Linked DNA regions of Homo sapiens: all the other regions are linked to region 2. The links are chromatin loops, found by intact Hi-C in ENCODE. Cell type or tissue: mammary epithelial cell. All regions are shown on one strand. Links, peaks and the distances in the headings refer to the core of each region. The heading gives the core; the rest is flanking DNA.

Region 1 (5,502 bases), core at 239-5,238, 76 kb before region 2:
CCTTGTCCCCTAGGCTACTGAGGTCTCAGTGAGAGAATACGGGTGAGGTGAAAGTATTTAACACAGTAAGCCACAAATGTTTCTTCCCCTTTCCTTTTCTGCGAAACTTCCTCCTGCAGCCTCCCAGACAGTGGCTACTCATACAACACGGAGATGTTCCTGACAGGCCTGAGCCCCGGGGAATGGAGAGATGTATCCTCCTGCTTGTCTGATGGGAGACCAGTCACGCTGCACTCAGTGCTAGCACCAGAGGACCCAGTCATGCACAGGAGCCGGGGGCATAGGCTCAGGGTGATGGTGGGATCAGGCTTACCTGAAAGCCCTGGACCCAAGAAGCACTTCCACGGGAACTGTCACCAGGCCTGCTGATACCACAGCCCAGACAGATCTGTCTTGAGTCTGAGGCTCCCTGCAGTTCCCGGGGACTAAGTGCTTGGCTGATGAATGGATGACCATGATAATCAGATTACTGGAGACCAGGCTGCTGATGTGTAAAAACAAGCCTGGGCCCGTGAGTAGAAGGGGGGCAGAAAGGGGACAACCTGTGACCCTCTGGAAGCCTCAGTGTGCACGCTGTGACCCAGGGTCCCCCAGCATGTAAGGGGTCACTGGGAGGCCACTGACTGTTCAGGGAATACGTGAGTGCTCTCCCAAGTCCTTTTGTAGTGTGCGAGGTTTTCTTCTGACCAGACCTGGAGCTTCTGGAGCTAAGGGAGCCCTATCTCTTTCCCCCATACCTTTCCATGGCCCCAGTGGAGTGAGGGGGTGAGGAAAAGGCCACCTCTGATGACACCCTTGTCGCTGTGAACTCCTGGAGGTCATCTCCCTCACTTCCTACCTGCAGGTGCAGCACTTTTTAAGGACCCTCTCCTCTGTCCCTAAGAGGTTGCAGCAGCCACTCCTCTGTCACGGCACCTGCCGCTGCCAGTGGTGTGGAGTAGTGCCATGTGCACCTCTGCTCCCTGGATTTGAGCTCATGATACCATTTTCTACAAATGTGCCCTTCCTCCAAAGCAGAAGTGCCTGCAGGAAAGGTGCTTCTACCCAGGTGCCCAGAGGCTCCTACCATGGACGGTGACCCAGGCGCTGCAGGACACCTGCCCCAAGGCATTCTCAGCTAGGCAGGTGTAGGTGCCATGGTCCTCCGGCAGGGCATCCTGGATGTGGAGCTCAGCCACGCCGGCCTCGCAGGTGGAGCGAGCGTACTGGATGGGCTGCCCTGTGGAGGAAGCACAGGAAGGCTCAGGCCAGGCAGCACTGGCAGTAGGGACGGGAGCCCTGTCCTCAGCAGGGCTGCTGCTGTCATGACGCTGAGACTTGTCATGCTTGCTCAGATCCACTGAGGGCTAATGATGTACCATGCACATCTCCAGCCAGCTGGACAGAGGCTTATGGGCTGGAGAAAGAGCCAGGGGCTAAGGAGATGAAGGAAAGGGAGTAATTGTGTGGTGGAGGAGGAAGACGGGGCCTAGAGGGATGGGGGAGGGAGAATCTGGAGGAATTAAAAATGCAGGAGGGAAAGGGACAGAGTTTTGGGCATTCTGTGTTAAACAGTCTCCAAATCCACATCCTCAACTTCACAGAATTCTGAGCCTGGAGAGACTTTTACACGGTCATCTGGCCCATAGCCCAGCCTCAGGCAAAACGGAGCTTTCCCAGGCTGAACATGGGGTGCCCAGCTCCACTTAGATGTCTCCAGAAACAACGATTCAATTTTCCACTGTAGATATTTATCAAAAAGCAATTCTGCATCCCCCACCCACTGTTGCAGTTAGGTGCGTTTCTTCTATGCAATTAGGTGTATTTTAGGGTTCACAGAAAAGATAAATATAGGGAACTAAAAATGACTCGGCTCCTTTTTTCCAGAGTCCCTTACATGTGACATGTTCCAGGTAACATAAAGTCCTGCATGGAGACAGGAGTGCATGCAATGAGCTTCAGTGGTTTCCTTAATGCTCTATGTTCCTGGGAGTTTATCATTCTGGGATGTGACTTTTCATTTCCAGGAAAAAAAAAATCTCATTACTGAAGAGTCTGTCCTCGGAGCAGGAATGTGTCCAGCTGCCATATAGGAAGCAACTGTCAGTTTCTTCCCTTGCCAGGCCCCAGGGTCCTGGTTTGCACTTCATAAAATTGGGGTCGGCCAGTGGGGAAGGGAGACAGTACAGAAAGAAGTCGTCTCCCTGCAATGCAGTGTTTTCTTCTGCACATAGCAACACTTCATGTCTCCATGACAGTTTGGCAAAGAGACCAGCAAGCACATCATAGGACTAGAGGGGAAGATTCCTCTCAACCTATTGCATTTCATAAAAGTGGGGCCGAGGGCTGGGAAAGGCAGGGGCCTGGATCCTGCCACTGAGAGAAGTGAGCACTGCTCTTTGTTTTTACTTTTTGTCACAATGGTACCCTCCAAACCTCTCTTCCTTGACAATACCAGTGTATTCCCTGACTGCCGCCAATGTGTCTCTTCTGTCCAAACATGTGCTGACAAGCCTTTTGAGAGCTCTCCTTTAACTGGAACGTAACTCACTGTGGCCCCACAAACATGGGATGGGATGGAGGCCCCAGAAAGGAGCTGTTGGCTCAGGGCACATCAGAATTGGGAGACATTAGGCTCTCCCAGCTCGGAGGCTGGGTTAAACTAAAGTTAGCAGCCAAGGAAACCCAACTTGAGCATGATCGCCCTCTAGTGGAATGGGTGTGGAAACGCTAAGAGTCGCTGAGAAAACACCGTCTTGAGTGATGTATAAACTAGGAGACAGCAAGCTATGGCTCCTGGGCAGAATGCTAATTGCAGCTTGTTTTTGTAGCGCCTGCAAGCTAAGAATAGTTTTTACATATTTTAAATGGCCGAAAAATATAAAGGTAATTAATATATCTCATGATATGTAAAAATTATGTGAAACTCACATTTCAGTATTCATAAAGTTTTACTGCAACATAGCCACACTCGTTCTTTCACTTATTGTCTATGGCTTATGTATTGTCTATTCTTTTACTTTTTGAGACAGGGTCTCACTCTTATTACCCAGGTTGGAGTGCAGTGGCTAAGTTTTGCTAAGCCTGGCTAAGTTTTGCTTTTTTTTTTTTTTTTTTTTTTTTTGTAGAGACAGGTTCACTGTGTTGGCCAGGCTGGTCTTGAACTCCTGAGCTCAGGCAATCCACCTGCCTTGGCCTCCCAGAGTGCTGGGATTACAGGAGTGGGCCACTGCGCCCAGCCTCCTATGGCTGCTTTTATACCACAACAGCAGAGTTGAGAGTTGTTAAAGAGGCTGTATGGCCTGAAAAGCTGAAAATAGCTACTACCTGGCCCTTTATAGAAAATGTTTGTTGATACTTAGTCTAGACTCCGTTATTAGTCCTTAACGCCCATATTGCATTCCAGCCACAAGGAGGCTGCCTCCTTGAAGTCAATCACTGGATCCAATAGGACTTCTGTCCTTTGCTAAGGGCTGGGAGGGAAGGCAGACCTCAATTCTCACTTACCTACCCAAGAACACTACATGTAGGAAGACTAGATGGCACTTCCTCTTACTCACTAAAGACAGCTTCTAGCAAAGCCTGAGCAAACTACACCAACAAGGAAGGTTCACAGGCAATACATCAATGACGCAGACACAAATGGGGACTATTTGGTGCATAAGTGTTGGGGACCACTGCTCGCTCGCTTGCTCGCTCTTTCATTTATTTATTTATTTATTTATTGGAGTTTTGCTCTTGTCACCCAGGCTGGAGTGCAATGGCGCAATCTCGGCTCACTGCAACCTCTGGCTTCTGGGTTCAAGCGATTCTCCTGCCTAGCCTCCGGAGTAGCTGGGATTACAGGCACCTGGCACCATGTTCGGCTAAGTTTTGTATTTTTAGTAGAGATGGGGGTCTCATCATGTTGGCCAGGCTGGTCTCGAACTCCTGACCTCAGGTGATCCACCCACCTCAGCCTCCCAAAGTGCGGATTACAGGCATGAGCCACCACACCTGGCCCACTGCTGTCTTAAGGAGTGTATTCTATTAGGTATGAGAGTGAGCTGAGATCCCAAACCTTCTTTTCCACCCTATCTTCTCATAGATAAAGAAGCTGGTACCCCGAGGGGTGAAGTGTCCAAGGTCACCCGACCACTCAGTGGTGGAGAAGGACAAGTGCCTGTGTCTCCTGACTCTCAGCAGGGGCTCTTTCACCCTCCCTGGGGATCCCCACAGTAGTCCCTGCTCCATCTTATCAGTTTAATGGACAGTTCTCAGTCTTCTAAAGTCAGAGTTCTCCCACACTGTTGAAATTAAATGGTCCTTTAAAAAGAAAAGGGTGATAATATACGGCAAATAATTTTTTAAAGGACCTTACTTGACAAAAAAAAGAGTTGGCGAGTCTCTATAGGACTATCAGTTTAAAAAGAATAACTGGTCTGTGAGTCCCAGAACCACCTGCCACTAAATAAAAGGTAAGATCCCTCATGCGACTTTGAGAGTGGTTCATTAGTTTATTCATTTATTTGTTCATTTATTGACTCAATAAATATTAATTGAGGGCCTACTATGAGTTTGGCCATAAGAAAAGAAATCCAACTGCTCATGCCCCTATGTGTCAGGCATCTCATTAACCACTTTATAGAAATAATCTAATTTAATTTCACAACCACCACCCTGCACATAGGCAGCATGATTCCTGCCATGTAGATGGAGAACTCAAGGCTCAGACAGGAGTAGTAACTTGCTCAGCCAGTCGGGAGCAGGATCCCAGTGCCCGTGCTCTCTTTGTGCCCTGTGCTTCCTTCTCATACCACCAGGATGTCCAAGGCATAAATGGCTCAGAGGGATAAGTGAGAATTCAGGCAGCGCCAAAGGGCCCAGGGGATGGGAGCAGAGAGCTGGGGCAGGGGGAACTCACCATTCAGCAGCCAAGTGATCCGGGGCACTGGGGTCCCCCGTACGGAGCACTGCAGCACAAAATCCTGGCCCTCAATAACAGCGCAGTCCTTCAGGACACTGGAGAAGGAGGGGGCCACCTCCATCACGGCAAGCCCTGTGAGGGAAAAGGACAGGTCAGCTCAGATCACAGCTTGCCCACTCTGGTGATGCCTGCAGTCACCCCAGCCTCCCAGGCACGCCTCACTGTCCTGGACACCTGGGTACCCTCGGCAGCCTGCCTTTGGCTTCTCTCTCTTCATGCTTAAGAAACAGGCAGCACCAGTGATGTAGGGACATGGAGCCTGAAGCAGAGTCACCCGCAGGGGCTTTTTCACAGTCACAAAACACCCTAGCCCTGGGGTGCTTAGAACCTGGGCCTGCCTTCTCTCCTCTGTGACTCAGGTGCCTCCTGCTTTGCCTTGGCTTTTGCTGCCCTCGAGCCTCTGGAGAGCTCCTTCCTGCTTGTTGGTCCTACTCTATTTTCTAGTGTCTCTTATCTTCTTTAATATGTCCCATCAGTGATTACACAATCTTGTGAGTATCTCTTTACTTGTATAAGCCACAGGCTCACAGGTGAGGACATTTCAATTTTAAATTATT
Region 2 (5,502 bases), core at 327-5,326:
CACTCAATTAAAATATATTTACTAAATATCTACCATGGGCCAAGCTAGAGACTTGGTATACAGCAGCAGTTACATGAGTGGGGCATGTGTGTTGTTGTTTGTGTGGCGACCGTAGAAACACAGGGCTGCGGAAGGAATGGGCATCATCTGATATCCCACATAGCTACCCAGGACCACACCCCAGTAAGAACACTGCTCCCTGTGCCCTCCTCCTCTGCCACAGAGGTGAAGTGATGATACACTGTGCAGCCAGGACCGGGTAGAGACTTGGGATGAAGGTGGGGACAGGTATCATGAGGATCAGACTTTTGTGACCCTGCCACAAACCCGGGGACACGGCCACTTTCCAGCTGTGAGCTGGGCAAGGTGCTCCAACCCTCTTGGCTTCAGTCTCTTTCTCTGTCAAATGGAATGATCATATCAGCCTCATAAAGTTGAAGGGAAGGTTTGAACGAGAGTGTATGTAACACCCATAATATAGCATAAAAGGCATTCAATAGCAGTGGCTGTCAACATCATTATCATCCAGTTCCCAAAGGGATGCCCGTCTCTCCACCCTGAATATAGATATAGACCCTTTCACCAAAGACAGCAAGAAGCCCCAGATATCTTCAGGCAAGGGTCTATGAGTGAGATGACTGGAAAACAGTAGCAGGAAGCAGATGGCAGAATTCCCTGGGAAGGTGGGGAGGAGGGCCTGAGGCCCATGGGCAGCTTCCCGCAGCACCTTTGTGTCTGTACTAGCAGCACCATTTAATAAGCAAGGTGTACGTGCTGACATCATGCTGGGCACCCATCTCAATCAGAAAGAGCAGTTCTAATGATCACCCCTTCACAAATGAAGACATAGAGGCTTAGAAAGCCAACTACTCTTGTCTAAGGTCACACAGCTAAAAAGTGAAAACCAAATCAAGGTCTGATTACAAAGTCAAAATCTGCTGGCTTCTCGGAGGCCCCCACATCTCAAATGAGGTATTTCTTGCCATCCCCAGTAATGAGAGATGCAATAGGCAGAGGGTTGGGAGTTGTACAGAGGAAGAGGGGCAGAGCATGTGCCTCCCCCTTCTGCTGTCAGGCCTGGCTTTGAAGACACAAGACTCTTCTCTACCTTTGCTTTCAGGGGAGCTGGAAGCTAGGAGTGGTGAGATCCTCCTGGAAGGTAGGAGTGGCTCAGGACCCTCTGTGCAAGTCCTCTTGATCTAAAATCAGAGGCCCATGGAAATCTCCTGAAGGCCCCAGATGTTCTCATCAAAAGGCACCTGCTTGATCTCAACAGCACATTAGACAGGAGTCATCCATCCCTAGGAGAGGTCTGGCTTCAGGTTAGAAAAGGAACACGCAAATCAATACAGCAAGGGAACATCTAGTCCCTTGCAAAGTGCTTTTGTGGGGGAGAGTTACTCAACTACCATGCGGACAGGACCAGAGCCCAGCCACACCAAACAGCTCTGCTCACCCTCAGCCCATCGCCCCACCCACTGCCATCATCAGCATAAACAGATCTCTGCCACACAATTAATGGTTACTGACATATGTGGAATGCTCTATCAGAAAAAAAATTAATAATAAAGTAAATTAGACCAAACCTCGTTCCTCTCTAATCCCTTGTCAAGCCTGTGGACTATATTCCAATCAAGAAAACCAGAGAGGTTGGGTGATTTCTACAATAATTTCTCTAATGCAGAGCAATGCTCAGTGGCTAGAATCAAACACACCCAGCTAGGGGGTCTTATTCAATACAAGCTAAACACAGATCAAAGGGGAAACACAGAGAAGTAAGAAGAAAAAACAGGGGAGAGGGTCAAAAAGAGCAGTGGTTCAAGAGCTGGAAACTCCCCCTTACCCCCCTTACCCCTCACCCCTCACCCCCTGATGCTTGGGCCAACGCCCACCTCTAAATGAGGCTTTCACAAGTAACATAATTTATTAACTATTTGAAGCAGCATTGAGTTAACTGGACTTTAATTTGATCAAAAGCACTTTAAATTGTCTCTTGAACCCAGAAAGGAACACTTTCAACTACAGCGAAAAGAGATTGTAACTATAAGGCAAATGACTCAGAAAAAAAGTTTAAAAAATCAGGGCTCAAGTAATACCACAGAACAAGTTTAGAGAAACCAGTTATCCCCTTCCCTACCCAAAGTGTATACATTTTAAATGATCATTGTCTTGAAGCACCTGGTCAGTTTGCCGGGCATCTTGGAAATATCATACCTTCCCTAGAGGGAGGGGCTCCCAAGCAGGCTCCGCAGTCTACCGTGAACCCTACCTCCAACAACAGCACACATCAGAGGCAGCAAAACCACCCACGTGCAAATGCCCCAGGCACTGACAGCTCCCTCTCCCACCTTAATCCTCTCTGCAATGCACTCAAATCCTGACAAGTTCTCTAATCACTCCTAATTCCGGAGTGCGCTGCTCCTCGGCTGTGCCAGGCTGACTTGCTATGACCTACCGGAGCAAAGCTGGGCAGGACCACACACCAGTGAACGGGACACACCTTACCGCAGCTTCTTCCTCGGCAGCTCTCACATGAGTCAGGATGCGAGGCAGCCACACTTCACCACCACCGTACTGCAGAGGTTCCTGTCCAAGGTCCAGCCAAGAATGGAGACCGAAGGAGTGCCGGGCGCCACAGAGCCCAGGGCCAGACCGAAAAAGTTAAGGGGCTTTTGTTCTGACTCTGCTCGCAGATGGTGCAATTTGCCTTCCGCTGAGCAGCCAACTTCACCCGGTCCGGGAGATCTGTTGTTCTAATCCGCCCAGCTGGGGTGACCTTTGAAACCTCTGGCTGCCACTGCAGAGGCTCTCAATGGAGTCCTGGGGGAGCCAGGGGTGGAAGCTCACAGGTTTTTATTTTTACTTGTTCAGAGCTGCAGATTCTAATCTGAGTGTGGAGCAAAGGGAGGACCCTGTCAAGCAGAGAGCTGAGTCCTCGGAGGGGCTGGGCACTCTCCCAATTCCACATCTGGCCTGGAACACCACTCCAACCCCTTGGCACATCTGGCCTGGGATTACCACCCAGGGATCATAAGATATTTCCTCCTGAGACCCAGCTCTTTCTTCCCTAAGCTGAAGAAGCCCTGTTTATGATCCCTAGAGCAGGATGCAAGCCCAGCAAGCAGATGGATGGAGAACTCCTGTGCTGTGTTTCTCATAAGGAACTGCACTGATGAGGCCCAGACTCCACAGACTGTGTTCATGTTGAGCACGACTTTGCCTCGTTGGTCCAGAGCCCTGGAGAGCTTCAGGAATGATCCTTGGAGCACTCCTCTAAAATGAGGCAGCAAGGTGATGCCCTGTCCAGACCTTTTCCTCCAGCAAGAGAAGGTATTTTCATAGTTCCAAAGGAACATCCTATGCAACTCACACCTTGGGGCAGACTGTGGACATCCGAATCGGCAATGACATGAATTTAAGTTTTCCCTTGATTCATATCTGATTCTTGAAGAGCTGGTATTCTTTTAACACCTAGGAGACCCCCTACCTGCTTTCCCAGTAGTTCTCAAACATTTTTGTCTCAGGGTGGGCCCCATTATGCTTCTAAAAATTATTGAGGGCCCCCAGAGAGCTTTTGTTTGTGAGTTACTGCTGTCAATATTTACAGTATTGGAAATTAAAACTGGGAAATATTAATTCATTTTAAAACATCAATAAGCCCATTATAGGCTAACATAAATAACATTTTAAGAGAAAAATATATTTTCTAAGACAAAAAAGAATTTAATGAGAAGAGTTGCTCCTTTTTGCAAATTAATGTCTGGCTAGTAGAAAACAGCTAAATTTTCATATCTGCTTTTGCATCCAATCTATTGTGACATCACAGCTACTAGAAAACTCCACTGTACGCTTGAAAGAGAATGAGAGTGAAATAAAGTAAATGATGTTTTCTTACAAAAATAACTTGGACCTCAAGGGACCCTGGAAGAGTCTCAGGGACATCCAGGGCACATTTTGAGAACCACCACATTAGCCTATCTCCCTACTCTCTCTGTTACCATCTACTCTCATTTCTGTCCTTCTTAAAATACACAAGGAGAAAGGGAAAAGTGGTCTTCTTTATTTTTTAACTTTTACTTTATTTTCCCTTTAAAAAAAACTTTTATTCTAGAGTAAGGGAGTACATGTGCAGGTTTATTACAAAGGTAGATTACATGATACTGAGGCTTGGGGTATGATTAAACCCATCACCCAGGTAGGGAGCATAGTACCCAACAGATAGTTTTTCAGCCCTTGCTCCCCTCCCTTTTCCCTCCTCTAGCAATCCCTAGAGTGTCTATTGTTCTGTTTTTATGTTCATGTATACCTCATGTTTAGCTTCCACTTACAAGTGAGAACATGTGGTATTTGTTTTTCTGTTTCTGTGTTAGTTTGCTTAGGATAATGGCCTCCAGCTATACCCATGTTGCTGCAAAGGACATGATTTCATTCTTTTTTATGGCTGCATAATAGTCTATGGTGTATATGTGCCACATTTTCTTTATCTGCTCCACCATTGATAGGCACCTAGTTTGATTCCATGTCTTTGCTATTGGGAATAGCACTGTGAAGAACATACAGATGTATGTGTCCTTATGATAGAATGATTTATCTTTCTTTGACTATATACCCAGTAATGAGATTGCTGGGTCTAACGGTAGTTCAACTCCTAGTTCTTTGAGGAATCTCCAAACTGCCCCAGTGGCTGGACTAATTTACACTCTCACCATGTAATAATGTATAAGTGTCTTTCTTTTTTTCTCCACAGCCTTGCCAACATTTGTTATTTTGGACTTTTAAACAAAAGCCATTCTGACTGATGTCAGATGGTACCTCATGATAGTTCTGATTTGCATCCTTTCTACTCTTTGTTTCTCAGTCTTCCCAGCTGTGAAATGGGCACAATCACAGCCTGCCCGGGGTACAATCTCAGGGTTTCCTGCTGGCATCCTTGAGTGACTTGGATCCAGGTCCCTGGGTTCCCACATGAAAGCAGGCAAAGCCAGCCCACTCTTGTCCCAACAGCTGAGTTCTTCCCTGAGCCACCAGGCAGCCTCTCCCTCCCCATGGCTTCCTGGGCCTTTCCTCTTGGAAGACACATTAAAGGAGGGGCTGAGCTTCTGCAGGCAGACAAGCTGCCCACATCAGCTGGGCCACATCAGCAGAGCAGCAGACCACGGGTGGGAGGAGCATTTCTGCTCAGCAACACAACCCTGGTGCCCACATCTTTGGCAGAAAGTTATTTTTAAATTTTCTTAAAAGGGGACAACGACAACAACAACACACACACAGACACAGGCACACAGATCTAATCAAATCCACACACCTAACCTCACGCACAGTGTGAAGGAGCAAGGCCTGGTCTCCTGGAGTTGTTTTCTTCCTGCTGGAATTCTTGCTTTATTTGGGATTTGATGGGAACAGGCTGAGAGAAGTTTTCTGCGATACAAGTCATATGCAAAAGTAATTAAAGCCAGAACCAGAGCCCTGCTTATAACTAAATTAGCGGAATGCACACTCCAG
Region 3 (5,502 bases), core at 335-5,334, 67 kb before region 2:
GTTGAAGTGGGAGGATCACTCAAGTCTAGGGGTTTGAGACCAGCCTGGGCAACATAGTGAGACCTCCATCTCTACAAATAATAAAAAAAATTAGCCGAGTGTGGTGGCAAGCACCTTTAGTCCCACCTACTCAGGAGGCGAGGCAGGAGGATTGCTTGAGCCCAGGAGTTCAAGGTTACAGTGAGCTATTATCATGCCACTGCACTCTAGCCCCATTGGCAAAGCAAGACCTCATTTTTTAAAAAAAGCAAGAAACCAAGCAAGCAAGCAAGAAAATAACAAGTATTGGTGAGAATGTGGAAAAACTGCAACACTTGTACATTGCTAGAAGAATGTAAAATGGTGAAAAACAGTTTGTTAGTTCCTCAGAGGGTTAAATCCAGAATTACCTTATGACCCAACAATATATGTGGTCTAAACATCAAAATTGAAAACAGGTATTGAAAACAACTCATACATAAATGTGCATAGCAACACTTTTCACCATAGCTAAAAAGTAGAAACAACCACATGGACCTTAAGTGATGCGTGGATAAACAAAACACTGTATGCTATACCCATACAATGCAATATGATTCAGCCACATGGATGAATGAAGTACTAACACCTGCTACAACACAGATGAACCCTGAAAACATTAAGCTAAGAGAAAGAAGCCAGACACAAAAGGCCACATATTGAATGATTCCATTTAACATCAAATGTTCAGAAGAGGAAAACCCATAGAGACAAAAAGTATATTAGTGGCTATCAGGGGTTGTGGGGATGGGAGAACAGGGAGTGACAGCTAATGGGTAGGATTTTTTTGGGAGGGGTAGTGAAAATGTTCTGAAATCAGATGATGGTGATGGCCACACAACTCTGTGAATATATTAAAAACCACTGAATTGTGTACTTTAAAAGGGTGCTTTTTATGTTATGTGAATTATATCTCAATAAAGCTGTCACACAAAACACAACAAGATAGGGAATCAACCTGAGATGTATTACCCCATGACGCGAACAGGCTAAAAATAGTCTTCTGTGAGACTTAGATGAATTCACAGCAGAAGAAGCCACAGGAGAATCTAGGCCCTCTGGATACGCCATTAATCTGTGGTGGACCTGACACCATATTTCTGTCCCCTGCGCAGGGATAGAGACCTGGCCTGGATGATGAGGCTTGATCTCCTAGACCTGTGAACTCTGCCTACCAGCACTCCCACCTGCAAATGGCATGGATAATATTTCTTGTAAAGGAATTCACGAGGATAGTAAAAATCCCAGTTAAACAACAGTTAAAATCCCAGTGAATCAACAGTATACAGTGAAAAGTAAGATGCCCCATTCCTTCCTGTGAACCCCTAGTTTCCCCTTCCTAGAGGGACTTTTGTGCTCTTCCAGAAATGATTTGTGCACACACAGGCATCTTTTGCATGTGTGTACACAGATCTTTTCTTCCATTTACACATGAGCCTGTACTTTGCTCCTCTCCCTTCCTAGTGCATCTTGAACATGTTTTAGCATCAGTCTACAGGATGTTGTCTGGCATTCTACTATATGGATACATCACTAACTCTTTTTTTCTTTTGGAAATGTGCATTTTGAAAATTTTCAAACACACACAAAAGTAGACAAAGCAGTGTAGTGAATTCCTATGTACCCATCTCTCAACTTTCATTTATATCAATATTATTTCATTGATATCCCTGCCAGTGCTCCCCAAACATGAATTATTTCTAAGTCAAATATAAAAAGCCATATCATTTCACCAGTAAATAACTCAGGATATATCTCTCAAACAGATGAACTTATAAAAAAAAAAGTAACAAGACCACCATCACATCTTAAAACACCACGAATTCCTTTATATTAAATCTTATCAGTGTCCAAATTCTCTTGATGTTCCCATAAAAACTTTTTAAAGATTATCTCAGTCAGGATTGGCAGAAGATTATCAAAAATTATTGTAATTGTTGATGTTACTATATACCTTCTAATATAAGTTTTCTATAGGTTGTCTTTTTTTTTTTTTTTTTGCTTGCAATTTGTATGTGGAAAAAAAATGGGTGAAAGTTATTTGTTCCACAGTTTCCAGCAGCCTGCAATTTGCAGATTCTACTCTTGTGGTATTTGTTAATGCATTTCTCAAGGGTATGGCATGGGCCTGGGGCTTACATATGCATTTAGAGTAAGGGGGAAATTTTATAGAGATAGACAGGTACAAGAATATTTATCATAGGTATGTTATAATAGTGAAAAATGGAAACAATTTAATTATTCAACAAATAACAGCATACCTAAATTAGATACAGCCATTTCATGCAATATTATATGGCTACTAAAAGTCATGCTTTCCAAGAATTGTATAAAAAGATGTTAATATCACATGAGCAAATTAGGATAGAAAGCAGTATACAAATACCACAATGGTAAGTTTGTATAAAAAACATTAAAATATAATTTATTTCTGAGTCATAAGGTTATATATTGTTTAAATTCCCCACAATGAACATGCATTACTTTTATAAACAGACAGTACAATAAACATAAAAGATGTGGGATCCCACATCATCTCACATTACTCTAAACCTGTATATTTAATGAACACTCAGTTCTCTGTGGTTACAAACGTGAGTCACGGCACTATTCAAACAGCTGAGGGACCTAGGAAAGGTAGCTGTCAGTTGGGCTGGGTGTGGGGCCATGCATGTTTATTTTGAGGTGATTCTGATGTGAACTCCTGATTATGAATCACTGGCCTAGAGCAACACACTTGGCCTTGGCATGTGATTGGGGGTGACATTTCTGTCGGGCTGTGCACCAAGGCAGGGGGCTATAGGAGATGAACCATCTGCAGAAGGTGAAGCACCCCATGAATGGTTGTCCCACAGAGAATGCGGGGTGACCTGGAGAAGTGTACTCACTTTCCACTTGGAGGGTCCAGCTACAGGACAGCTGGCCTTGGGCGTTGGAAGCAGTGCAGCTGTATGTCCCACTGTCCCTGGTCCGGGCTTTCAGCAGGCAGAGGTAATGGGAGCCAGCATCTTCATAAACCTCAATGCTGCCTTCCTGTCTCCTCACGGGGGTGCCTTCCAGGAACCAGGCCACTTCAGGCTTTGGAATCCCGGAAACTACAGGGCCAGGTAAAGAACGTGAGCTCCCTATGCCCTGGAGAGCACCCTGTGATTGTGAGGTAGGTGGGGAAGGTGTGAGCTGGAGGAAAGGGCTCAGTTTGGTGTGGAGCTGCCCTCCCACCTCTGAGTCTGCTTCCTCACCCTCAACCACACTCCACAAGACGAAACCTCTTGAGAGAGTCAGGGGCCTTGAGGAGGATGAATACAGCGTGATGGGCAAGGTCTCCAGGTTGGCCAAAGCCAGGCAAGGGGAAGAAAGGGCGGAGGAGACCATGAGGTTTGCTTTTCGATGTTGGCGATAATGAGGGTGTTTCTTCTAGGGTGGTAAGAACTAGGGCCAGGGCCAGTACTCTATCCAAGAGCAAACAACAGGCTACTGTTAGGGGTCTCTCCAGAATAAAGGGCATTTCTACAATGAGTCACTCCTAAGGGGAAGGCCCTTGTAAGGTGGTTTTCTAGGGGAGCTAGTCCAAGAAGATGAGTGGATATAGGTGATGCAGACTAGCTGGGTGCTGAAGGAAGGGAGTGGCCACCAAGGGGCTACATTTTGGCAATCGGTGACCCTAATTACCTCTACTCACCTTCACATCTGAACTTGACAGTTTGATTTTCCTTGACCTCCTGGCTTTGGGGCTTGCTCTCAAATTTGGGGAATGCTGAATCCCTCTGGCCCTCCATGGGGATTCTCCTGTTAGCAGCCTTGCTCACAACATCTTGGCTCCCCAGGCCAGGCTGCCTGGTGGGGAAGGTGGCTGGACGGGGAGGAGCTGGCCTCTTCCTCTCTTCTCCAGAAGGTGATAGGACCCCCAGGCCTGGTGCTCTTGGTTCCGGCTGAACTCTTGCGGCCTGCAGGGTGATGGAGCTGGAAGTCTTCTGAAGGACCGGGGTCTGCGGGGCCGTTCTGGGCGAGTCCTTGCATGACTCCAGCTTGGACTCCCTTGGGGGCTGAGGCTGGCTGTTTGCAGCCCAGGGTGGGGAGCCACCTCTCTGGGGGCTGGAGCAGTTCTTGCTTTTGGCTGCAGCCTCCAGACTGTCCAGCTTCGACTCCTTTGAGATTACATTGGTCACCTCTTTCCTGACATCTGAATTGGTGGCTTTTGTTTCTCTCACAAATGACCTGTGTGGTGGTGAGGGTGGGGGTAGGGTGGGTGAGGAGAGGGGAGAATAGAATGATCATCTGGTTACTCACAAATATTACTCATCACAAGCACGGATTCCAGGGATCACAAAAGCCCACAAGTTAAGGGCAAGTAAGAGCATCTTTCTCTGCAGTTTGCCCAGTTTCCCAAGCCACAGCACAAGCAGCCATTCCCGACACTTGCCTGTCCCACAACCCTGCCCAGAGCCCTGCTTTCCCTACAGTTCCCTTCTCTACTAGTGCCTCCGTAGTTCAACCTCTGCCACCGGTGTCCCGTGTCCACTCTGCCCTCTCTAATCTATTTTCTATACAGCGACCATAGTCGATCTTTTAAAAACATTAATCAAATTATGTCATTTCAAGCCCAAGGATTTTCCAACAGCTTTTCCACTACTTTAAGAATGAAACTGAGCCCCACAAGAGGGCCCACAGGAATGCCAGCTCCTGATCGTACAGACATTGGCCTGCCATTCACCAGGCTGCGGCCACACTGGCGTCCTTCTGGGTCCCCATGGGCCCATCTCTTGGTTCACAGCTTGTACATGCTATCCCTGCTGTTTGGAGCACACTCCCTGAGCTTTTCTTCACCAGCTAACATTCCTTTGCACAGGTCTGAGCTCAAATACCAAGTTCCCGAAATGGCTTCCCTGCCCCTCTATTCTAATCAGTGCCTTCCTGTTGTCCTTCCTCACAGACGCATCCCAGTTGGTAATGTGCGTTCGTGTGGTTTAAGCCCTCCTCTACGCCCACCCCTGCACATCCAGCATCTAGCGCCGAGCCTCACACACAGGAAAGAGGCTCCTGCTGGGTCTGGGCTGGATGAGTGAACAGATTCCGCCCTGGAATGAGGAAGGCGGCCTTCTCAGAGCAGTGTTCTTCCTCAGGATGCTAACCAGAGAAGAGACTGTGTAGATACTGTGAAAGGTGGCAACACTGAGTTTTCCAGTCTCAATACTGACAGCAACCTGAGATAGAACCCGTGTGTCATATTACAATAGGAGAACAAGACAAAACACCCAAAATAAAACAACATCCTCCAAATGGCCAATTCTTCTGCCCCATAAGATGATTCAGAAATTCAGGGCATTTCTCGGTAACATCCTTGCAGGGCATTTCAAGAGGGAAAACGTAAAAGTCACAAAGCCTAGACATACCTATTGGCACTGTCCAAACCTGGAAAAAGGGGGAAGGGTGGAAAGACTGTTAGTAGAATGCTGTATACACCAAAATTTCCCTCCCCAGGCACTT

The links. A loop is a pair of places that touch in the nucleus more often than their neighbours do. Peaks named below come from ENCODE experiments on the same cell type or tissue, not always from the same donor. Only the 100,000 strongest peaks of a DNase experiment are listed, where the experiment ranks them.
Region 1: a loop joins it to region 2, with 6 times the contacts of the local background. A loop is called at or near these places in 3 of 110 quality-filtered maps.
Region 3: it touches region 2 in a loop (3-fold over the local background); 4 of 110 quality-filtered maps call a loop at or near these places.

Annotation. Positions count from the first base shown.
Region 1 is chr3:123,721,062-123,726,563 of GRCh38, forward strand. MYLK (myosin light chain kinase) reads right to left here. Exons shown (of 34, transcript NM_053025.4): 12 at 4,883-5,017; 13 at 1,067-1,219. Among named protein-coding and RNA genes, the nearest start is that of MYLK-AS2, 34 kb to the left of the region's middle. In mammary epithelial cell, for the core only: CTCF peaks have their summits at 2,691 (motif pointing left), 3,400 (motif pointing right) and 4,813; a DNase peak (open chromatin) is centred at 2,680.
Region 2 is chr3:123,797,333-123,802,834 of GRCh38, forward strand. All of the region lies in intron 3 of MYLK (myosin light chain kinase), which reads right to left. Among named protein-coding and RNA genes, the nearest start is that of MYLK, 84 kb to the right of the region's middle. In mammary epithelial cell, for the core only: no CTCF peak of the experiment used is centred there; a DNase peak (open chromatin) is centred at 2,469; H3K4me3 peaks cover 562 bases; H3K27ac peaks cover 1,259 bases.
Region 3 is chr3:123,729,990-123,735,491 of GRCh38, forward strand. MYLK (myosin light chain kinase) reads right to left here. Exons shown (of 34, transcript NM_053025.4): 9 at 5,409-5,427; 10 at 3,698-4,233; 11 at 2,907-3,113. Among named protein-coding and RNA genes, the nearest start is that of MYLK-AS2, 43 kb to the left of the region's middle. In mammary epithelial cell, for the core only: no CTCF peak of the experiment used is centred there; DNase peaks (open chromatin) are centred at 2,662, 3,552 and 4,322; H3K27ac peaks cover 2,957 bases.